Linked DNA regions of Homo sapiens: all the other regions are linked to region 1. The links are chromatin contacts, found by Hi-C in ENCODE. All regions are on one chromosome and are shown on one strand. Each heading gives the region's core, a stretch centred on a gene start or an enhancer-like site at or near the end of the contact. The rest is flanking DNA. Distances are from core to core; before and after follow the strand shown.

The links. Hi-C counts contacts between places; a loop is a spot of excess contacts on that map. Pooled maps may share reads with other maps.
Region 2: a pooled map shows a loop between it and region 1 (4-fold over the local background). The contact joins the enhancer-like site here to the promoter of RPE in region 1. A Hi-C loop is called at or near these places in 2 of 37 single-sample maps with no recorded cell type and 2 of 50 pooled maps.
Region 3: a pooled map shows a loop between it and region 1 (14-fold over the local background). The contact joins the promoter of CREB1 here to the promoter of RPE in region 1. A Hi-C loop is called at or near these places in 7 of 50 pooled maps.

The regions. Positions count from the first base shown.
Region 1 is chr2:210,000,868-210,004,128 of GRCh38, reverse strand. It overlaps RPE (ribulose-5-phosphate-3-epimerase), which reads right to left and starts at 1,491. Exons shown (of 6, transcript NM_199229.3): 1 at 1,346-1,491. The coding sequence starts at 1,467. RefSeq lists enhancers at 1,223-1,392, 1,433-1,482.
Region 2 is chr2:207,336,277-207,339,537 of GRCh38, reverse strand. All of the region lies in intron 1 of LOC105373851 (a long non-coding RNA gene), which reads right to left. Among named protein-coding and RNA genes, the nearest start is that of MIR1302-4, 68 kb to the right of the region's middle. Within about 2 kb of position 1,702, at least 4 of the 41 ENCODE cell types and tissues checked have a DNase peak (open chromatin) inside an H3K27ac peak, as active enhancers do.
Region 3 is chr2:207,528,466-207,531,726 of GRCh38, reverse strand. CREB1 (cAMP responsive element binding protein 1) reads right to left here and starts at 1,765. Exons shown (of 8, transcript NM_004379.5): 1 at 1,593-1,765. It overlaps LOC124907970 (a long non-coding RNA gene), which reads left to right and starts at 2,130. Exons shown (of 3, transcript XR_007088060.1): 1 at 2,130-2,291; 2 at 3,114-3,210. RefSeq lists enhancers at 1-48, 1,637-1,736, 1,997-2,196 and silencers at 457-626, 1,337-1,386, 1,417-1,546, 2,217-2,396.

The DNA of each region.
Region 1 (3,261 bases), core at 242-2,741:
AGCTACTTACCTTTGAGGTAGACACTCAGGGTATTATTACCTGTGACAGTTTAGGGCTTTCAAGCAAAGATGTCAAAAATAAAGTATATAAGTATAATTACATATAATGGCCAATTAAAAGCCAACCTTTGTGAGAGGTAATATTTACTAAACTTTTTACACATTTGGCCTATTATTTTTAGTACTCTATGGTCAAAGTTTTGTCATTATCAGTTGGGTGGACTCCTAAGGTAACTGGGTAAAATGCCAAAGAGAAACAATACATTTAACCACATAGAGCAATGGAAGATAAAACTCTTCAAAGCCAGATTAACATTAAAAAGAAAAGGAAATCATCACCTTTAGAAAATAACACCAATTTGCAAACTGAATGAGGGAACACAGGGTTTTTACCTATTTAAAATAAATTTATTTTTCCATCCCCACTCAAGATAATGGTATTTATGATTTTTATAGTCAGTTAACAGTGGGGCTCAGAGAACTACTTGGCAAACCTAGGAAGAGCCAAGTTGCAAGTCTGTCACAATCTTCTGTAATCTTGAGGGAGTCTTACTGCTTTCTCTGGGGTTGTTTCCTCATTCTGTAACCAACTTCAGAAACTAATATCCTGACTCCAAACAATATTATGTGCTGTAACTACGGTGCTTAAAAATTACTTACAAAAAACTGACCTCCCTGAAGAGCAGGGTGCCTGAAGAGAAAATAGACAGGAAAATCAGAATTGTAATAATGATGTAATTAACAATTATAGAGAACTTAATATACGCCAGGCACTGTAAACTTCTCATGTACTCGCTCATTTCATCTTCCAAGATGCCTAAGCGGTAGGTTCTGTTAGTAGTTCCATTTTTCAAATTATGAAACTGAAGCTCAATGAGGTTAGTGGCTTGTCCAAGGTAACCCAGCAAGTGGCAGAACTCGGGAACCTAACCGCAGGTGCCAACTTAAATCGTTAGAGAAGTCTGTTTCCCCAGCTTTGCCACTAACTAGCTATATGAGCTTGGGCAAGTCATGCTTCTCCCCTTGGGCCTCAGTTTCTCTAGCTGAAAGTGAAGAAATGTCCTAAAGATTTAGGTCGCTTCCGGGTCCTAAGTGATGGAAGACCACACGTTACGTGGGGGGAGGGGAGGAACTGAGGTTTGGGACCCGGCCGCAACCCAGGATACCGCGTCGGTTCTGCTCCTGCTAGAGCCTCCAGGGCTCCTACCCCACACCCCTTCTAGCATCGCGTTCAGAGTGAGGCGCTCGGTGGTACAGGGACGCGGTACATCCAACAAGCAGTCAATAAAGGTGCACTGATCCGCCCCGCCGCGCGGCAAGCCCGACCGGAGCCCGGAGGAGTTACCCGTCCATTACGTCCAGGTGCAGATAATCGGCCCCAGAGTCTAGCATCCGGAGGCACTCGGCCCCTAAATTGGCCAGGTCGCTGTTGAGGATGGACGGGCCAATCTTGCAGCCCGACGCCATACCGCTGGCTCCCAAAAGCAAGTTACCCACGAGTCCCCGGCAAGGCTAGAGCGTCACCCCGATTGGGCGCGCAGTTTTGGCCCCGCCCCTTCTCCGTACAGGCTTCCGGATTCTACCGGAAGCAGCCACTCTGCGGTGAGGAAGTCCCGCCTCCTCCTGGGGTGGGGCGCTGTCAGCCGTCCGCCTGGGGCGGGGCGGGGCACACGGGCCTCGTACACCTGATTTTGACCTTCCTTCTTGTGCTGTTTGGATCTTAACGTCCTCGCAGTACTCAAGGCGTTTCTTAACCTTTTTTCACTTTGCTTCTCCTGCAGTTCCCTCTCCTCGGCTCTTGACTTAACATCACTTTTTGTTTCTCCACCCTTTGCATATGCCTTTCTTTCCTCTCCAGCGCCTATGCTGGCCCTTTAAAACAACAATTAAAAACCTTTCTTCCTCGTATTTCTCCTAGAGCTCTTCTTTTGAGCTGGAGGAACCCTGGCTCTGCCAGATACTAGCTGGGTGACCTGGCAAATCACTTCTTAACTTCGGTTTTCTCATCTGTAAAGACAGTGCCCAGCTTTAGGGTTGTATTAAATGAGTGAAGCCAGGTAATGCGCCCAGCAGGATGCCTGGTGCTCAGTACAAAATGGTAGTTATTATTATATTACCCTCTTTTTCTGCCTTTGCAGTTCCTCCTTACCTTTTTTGTTTTTCCCTCTGTTGAGGCTCAGAAAATGATAGCCCAAAGTGAAGGCCTCAGACGCAACAGTGTTTCTCTGACTTCCTGCCCTGCTCTCTTCTCAGTCTCATTCTAGGAGGCAGGTCATAGAAACTGGAGCCCATCTTCCCTAAGAAGAGTCATTGAAACCGGAACCCCCTTTCCCTGAAGCCAGACACAAAACCCAAAAGCATTACTCTAACTTTCCTCCACCTTTCTGTGTAAAAACTGGCCATAAATTATTTGACCCATCTCAACTGTAGGTTATAAAACTCCTCTTCTAGAGAAGGTTCTATCCCATATCCAGGAGGAGGGAATGCTGCACAGAGAGGCCAGGAATCTAAACTAGACTGGCCAAGGCCAGGTCAGTCTATTAGCATTAGATCGCCTATTTTGTCCAATCGTATTTCTACATGGCTGTCTATACTTTGTTGAACCTAAGTATAAAAATGGGTAATCACCCCTGTACCTTTGGGTCTTCATTCTGAAGGCTCCTGTGTCAGGTAAAACTATAATCAAATAAGTTTTTATGCCTTTTCTCCTGTTAATCTTCTTTCTGTCAGTGATTTTCAGCAAACCTTTGGAGGGTGAAGGGAAAGTTTTCCCTTGGCCCCTACACCTCTCCAATGCTCATTCACAAATTGTGATAGGTTTGTGTGCTGTTCACACACAGTTCAGAAATGGATGAGTATCCTGATGCTAAATGTGCCTAGGGTCAGGAAAAGAGACAGAAGTAAAACCACTTGGCGGGGATAAATGGACTTAGCAAGAGCAATCCTTAAGGGGTCAGAATAGAGCACTTGTACTCTGTGTAAAAGACGGAAGTGGTAACTTGGACTGAGAGGTGACAGCGTGCTGGCAGCCCTCGCTCACTCTCGGTGCCTTCTTGGCCTTGGCACCCACTCTGGCCGCGCTTGAGGAGCCTTTCAGCCCACCGCTGCACTGTGGGAGTCCGTCTGGGCTGGCCAAGGCCGGAGCTGGCTCCCTCAGCTTGTGGGGAGGTATGCAGGGAGAGGCACAGGCGGGAACTGGGACTGCAAGGCACTTGTGGGCCAGCGCGAGTTCGAGGTGGGCGTGGGCTCTGCGGCCCCGCA
Region 2 (3,261 bases), core at 453-2,952, 2.7 Mb after region 1:
TATATGGACTGAACTTACCCAGAGTAGGCTGTAGAATTGCCAGGGTGTTCAGCTGTCTCAATGACAGAATCAGATTAAATGTGTGGCTGATCTTATTGATTGGGCAGAAATCAACTAAGAGAGCTTAAAACAAAACAAAATTAAACTATGACTAGAAAATAAACAGTCAATTTTGTGGCTTTAAATAGAAAAGACCAGAATGTCAATAGCTGAATTGAGATTAGGACCAACAGTTTCTGAGTTTCCAGAAAGCATTACCAAAGTCTAGGCACCATGAGAGACTCAGTCCCAAATTGAGAGAATTTGCCAGGGGTTTGACATGAACCCTGCCTTGTTTGAGCCCAGTTCTCCAAGCCCAGAGCAGGGGTTCTCCAGGATGGAATCCTCTTAGAGACTCCTCAGTGACTGTACCCATCTCCTTTCCATTCTACCCCTCTCTGTATGACCAAGAGAGAATTGTTTTCCCTTTTAGGCATAGCTAACATGGGCAAATGAAACAAATTAGTTTTCATTACTGCAGATAATAAATAAATCTTGTGGTGAAATAAATAATATAATATGTAATAATGGACTGAAAAAATACAGCTCAAAACAGACAAAGCTGGGTAAAAACAGAAACCATCAAAAGTAGAGAAAGCCAGAGAACTATCCAGTCAAGCAATAAAGCAACAACATCTGAGAGGCCTCATGTACTGTCCTGAAGTGACTTTTAGCTACTCACGCTGTGTTAACTGTTGATGAAATGTCATTGAGCTTAAAATAAAATAAGTTTGTAGTCCTAGATAACACTCTGCAAGAGCAAATAATATTAGGCCACTATACACCGATATAAATAAATAACTCATAGCAATGTACCAATATGTCAAGATTTTTCACAGGAGGGAGTATGAAAACTAGCTGGATGGTGTCAGGCTCGTTTAAAAGCTCATTTGCTCCCCTTAGTCACTGTCCTTTCACCTTTACATGGCATCTCTCCTGGTCTCTTGTCGACGTGGTTGTCAAAGCACCAGCTCAATAGTGCTGGTCTGTCAGCAGAGATGTGTTAAATGTAAAGATGGCAGAGTTCCCCACAGAAAGCTACATGCAGACTCTGGAGCCAGCTGAAGTCATGGGGCGTCAGGTGACAATGAGACTATGTCATCAAATGACATGTATCCCTGAGGTGCCCAATGAACTTTACACAGAGTTTTTTTTTTTTTTCCTATTGTATTATTCTGACATCTTGCTAAAAAAAAAGAAAAGAAAGAGGACAGACATTTCTATTCCACAGAAAGGAAAGCTTGGACTCAAAGAAGTTGCCTGAATTGCTCTAGATGACTTTATTTTTTGGGATTTCCTGGTTTCCATAAACAGCCACCCATCTGCCTACCCTCCTTCTCCCACTCACTTCTGACCACAACTGCACCCTGCTGTGTGTTAGGAGGAGCGGATTTGATGTCTCGGAGGCGAGGGGTGTGTCTGAGGTGAATGGGCATGTCTATACCTCCCTACTTTGTTAAATGATTGCAACAGAGATCACCCACGTACTCCCAGCCTGGTTCAGTGCAACACATGTCTAGTTCATTAGATGCAGCCTGTTCAGGCCTCTTCTACCTGCTGAGACTTCACACCCATAAAATCCAGTTAAACCTCTGAGTCACAGGAGGCTGCCCTATCAGAAGACTACACACTTTCCAGCTTCCCAGCTTGGGAGTCACAAGACCTGAGTTCAGATTTCAGCTCTGCCACTTACTGAGGCAAATACTTGTATCCATCTTAATGTCAGGTGGTCATGTTGAGTAACCTCTGATTTCTTATCTAAAGGGGTTTTTTTTTTAGGATAATTGAATGGAAAAACTATCTTAAATTGCTTAGTACAGGAGTCATCAATGTATAGTCTGCCTGCTGCCTGTTATGGAAATAAAGTTTTATTGGAACACAGCTGTGCCCATTCAGCTAAGGCTAGCATTTATGTTTATTGTTGACAGCTGCTTTTTTGCTACAATGTCAGAGATGAGTGGTTTTCCCACATAGTGGGTCTGCACTATGTATGAGTTGCTTACTCCTTTTCTTCTTTCTGTTTGTCCTTACTCTTAACTGTATGCTCCTAATTAGTTGCTCTCTAATTATCCAACCCCTCCCCAGAAACAGACTGACTATACTTTCTTTTAACAGTAATTTGCTGGAGAGTTTCAATTTCACTTTGGGCACTGCTACGTCTTAGTGACAATAAGTAATTCATCTGGGGTGGATGGGGGTGATAGGGTGGGGGTGGGGGTGGGAGGAGGTGAATAGGAAGCATTGTAGCTTCGTACTTTGTGAGTGGACTCAGTGAGGGACAACCACAGACACAGACCCTAGTTCAGTGTCATATCTCTATGTTTCATCAAACAACTACAGGATTTTGTTTGTTTATTGTTAGCAGGAGTACATGGTGTAAGGGCAGGTCGAAACATTTTTTCCCCTAATTTCAGTATGGTTAAAAAAAGTATATTCTCCAATGTATTGTGAGATTGATGTAGTGAAAAGATGCCTGGTAAGAGAAGTCAGAAAATCTAGGTTCAAGTCTGGGTTTATCTTAGTTTTATTATGTTGGTCAAGCCACTTCTGAGTGTCAGTTTCTTCAGAACTAAGACTGAGGGTAATAATACGACTTGATTCCTAGCATGATTCTGAAGCATAAAAGATAATGCAAGTGGAAAACTTTGTGAACTATGAGGCCATCTATAAAATGTGACACATATGTATATAACAGGGTCTGTTTCAGGGGATTTCATTATTTTCTTTTTCTTTATATTTTTATATTTACATCAAACACAGTTTCAGTTTTTACAATAGGTTCTGATATCTGACGAGGCTGATCCCTAAGAACATTTGCATTTTGCTAGTTTTCCTGTTTATAGTTTTGAATGTTTTTAATAAGATAAGCACTAAGCTTAGCAATTCGTCAGTGTTCATTCTAATGACCTTCAAGAAACGTCCCGTTGGATCTTTAGACAGAATTATTTCAGTAAGTTTGAGGAGCCTTGGCATCTTTATGTTGAATTTTTCCATCTAATAAAAATATAACTCTTCCTCTTAATTATTAAAAATATATCCCCCAATCAAGGTTTTAAAACTTTTAATACATTTCTTATTGAGTTTATAAATATTTTATATTTGTCGCTATTTGAATAGCTTTTCTTTTGCTTTATATTATCTATCTGTTTACTGCCAGTATATAGAAATACTGTTGCTTTTTAGGTATTTATCTTATTCCAAGCCACTTTATGACTCTTTTTT
Region 3 (3,261 bases), core at 516-3,015, 2.5 Mb after region 1:
AGACAAGTATTTTTAAAACAAACTTGTTCGTCTTTTGCACCACCTAAAATAACTGTTCGGGGCTTTACTTTTAAATCACGAAATGAGCCATAAATGTAAAAGATTTCAATAGGCAGCAATCAAAAGTATCTTCTACTAAACCTTCAGAAGTTAGACGCCAGCTGAGGTTAGAATTATAACTTGAGATGGTATTACAAACTTAAATAGGTCATACCGCACGTCCTTCAAAAACTGTCTTTTAATTTTTAATGTGTCAATGACTTTTCTGCTGTCCTCTTTTCCCAACAGGCGAAGAAAAAATACAGCTTGTGGCTTAAATTGTCAATCTCAAGACGGGGGTTACCTACTGCATGAGACAAATAATGGATACTTTAATGTCTATTTTTAGTAGTAGTATTAAATCAATCTCTCATTAAAGTTCACACAGAAATTCGTGGGAAATATGGTAGGGGGAGTGGGACGGAGGGTGAGGGGAGATCCAGATGACCCAAACGCGGTTGGCAAGGTTGCACCCCGCGAAATGATGTAAAACAAGAGTACATCGGCTGATACTCGTTCCAACGAAGTGTTTCAGAATGATAGATCTCAAGTGATGATTACCTTATTAAAAAGGGTTAAAACCGAAACTGTTTTCAAACACCAGCTTCCCTTTTATAAGATCCCAACAGTTTAAAAAGTTATTATAAATGTTTTTCTTAGCACCCTTTCTCCCAAAAAGCATGCATTTCCATGACTGACTTTAAAAAAAAAAAAAAAGCAAAGGGGTGAGGGAGTCAAAAATTCCCCCCAAAAGCACAAGCTCTCATCTCTCAACTAAGCAACACAGGGCAGAAAGCAGCATTTCCTCAACGGTGTAGGAGCGGGGGGGAAAGGGCACGAATAAAATACAGCACGAGAGGAAACCTTGGGTTTCGAACTTTATTGCACAAAGAGTGGAGAGAAGAGTAGGTCAGACGTTGCAGCTCTTCCCCTTGCGAAGCGGGCATGGCAGGCACCGAAGCCACCGGGAAGGCAGCAGGCACCTTCACCTCCTCTGCCCTCAACTGTCGCCTTCTTCCTCCTCCATCCCCCACCGGCACCTAGGCGGCGGCTGCCCCGGAGGCCCGGCCGGGTCGGGCCGGGGGCGAGGCGGGCGGCGGGGGCCGGACGAGCGAGCGGCGCGGGGGGCAGCGCCGGGCCGAGCGGGCGGCCTCCCCCGGGGCGGCTCCGGGTTCCCGGCTCCGCGCCCGGCCCGGCGGCGGCGGCGGGAACGCGGGCGCCAGCTCGCCGCGGCCGGCCGCCCGCACACACCCCCGGCCGCCGGCTCCCACCCCGCCCGCCGCCCGCCGCCCGCCGCCCCCCGCCATGAGCGCCGCCGCTGGCTGCAGGCAGAGTCGCTGCCGCCCCGGCCGCCGCTGGCTCCAGTCCGCCGCCATTATTCTTTGTTCGCTGCGAGCGGCGGCGATGTTGTGGGGCTCGGGCGGAGGCTCCATCTTTACCGCGGCCCCTCCTGCGAGGGGAAGGCCCCAAGCGCGGGTGTCCGGCGCCTCCCCGTCCCCCCTCCGTCCCCCCGGCTCTCTCTGGCTCCTGCCTCCTCCTCCTGCTCCTCTTACCGGTGGTACAAGCTCCTCCGTCACTGCTTTCGTTCACGGCCCGGATCTCGCTGGAGTTTTATTCTCTCCCCCACGTAACACACCGCGTCAAACTACACCTCCGCCGCGTCACTCACCAACACTCCGCTTCTCCCAGCCGCCCGGGCCACAGGCAGCAGCAGCCGCCGCCGACTGAGGAGCCGCAGCCAGGGAGCCAGCCAGCGCCGCCCAGTGCCGAGTGCGCAGCGGCCGCGCACGGAAACAGCCGAGCTAGGCCCGGAGCAGCTCGAGCGGCCCCGCCCCCGCGCTGGGGACGGAACTTGCCGAAGACCTTCGGGTTTCTTCGGGCGACGAGAAGGGGTTCCGCGGGGAGAGGGAAGGCGAAGGCGGGCTGAGCCCGGCGCCGGGAGGAGTGGTCTAAACTCCACCGCGGCTTTCGCATCGGTAAAGCCGGCAGCGGAAATTTGAAGGAGGAAGCGGGGTTTGTGTGTGGCCCAGTGGGGGAATTCCCGAGGGGTGTCGGCGACTTGGTGGAAACCCCCGCTCAGGCCTGCCCCTGCGGCGGTGAGCGGCGGGCTAGAAGGCGGCTGCGGCTGCCCTGGCTCTGCTCTTGACCGCCGCCAGCCCCGGGAACTTTCCGACGCCGCCGGGAGACGGGGGACGGGCAGCCCGGGCTGGGACGCGGCCGGACCGCTGGAGCCGTGCGGGCTGGGGAAGAAGGTCTGCTGCGCCTCTGCCAACGTCCCGGGGCCTGGGACCCGGGGGCGTCGTGGGACCCCCGTGGGGACGGGTTTTCCTTTCCGAGACTCCGCGGAGAAACCTGGCGGCCGCCAGCGGAGCATGCTTTTCCGGGGGGCGCTGGCCCCGATACTGTGGCACCTTGCGGGGCTCTGCCCGGACCATGGCTGACGTCGACGGCCCTCGGAGGCCTCCAAGCCACACAACCTGCCCGGACCCCTGGAAATATGCCCCATCCTACCTCCCCGCCTTTCTCCAGACAACATCCTGTGTCGCTTTCTTTCCTCAGCCTGTTTTCTACAGCAGGGATTCGCACCCACTGCACCCTAAACCCAGCAGGGGGACTTCCGTGGCTGGAAACTACTGAATTGTTCTTTCAGAGGTCTCTCAGGACGGCACCACTAGGTCCCCATTCTCCTTGATAGTGAACTCTGCAGCCCTCTCCTTGGGGTTTCAAGTCTTTTTTTTTTTTTTTTTTTTTTTAATGAGACGGAGTCTAGCCCTTGTCGCCCAGGCTGGAGTGCAGTGGCACGATCTCGGCTCACTGCAACCTCCGCCTCCCGGTTTCGAGCGATTCTCCTGCCTCAGCCTCCCTAGTAGCTGGGATTACAGGCACCTGCCACCACACCTGGCTAATTTTTGTGTTGTTAGTAGAGACGGGGTTTCACCATGTTGGCCAGGCTGGTATGGAACTCCTGACCTCAGGTAATCCACCCGCCTCGGCCTCCTAAAGTGGTGGGGTTACACGTATGAGCCACCGCGCCCGGCCTCAAGTCTTAATCATTCTTTTTCTGTCCTTTAAAGGAGACGTGTCTTTAGGAAGCAGAGAGGGTTCGATTCTGGACTCCGCCCATGACTCACTTCTCTTGTAAAGAAAGAGTTGTCCTTCCTGGTACTCCAGGTACCCTACTGTTTTCTTATGGACTTTGCCCTTAACGAGTCTCCTTTCCTT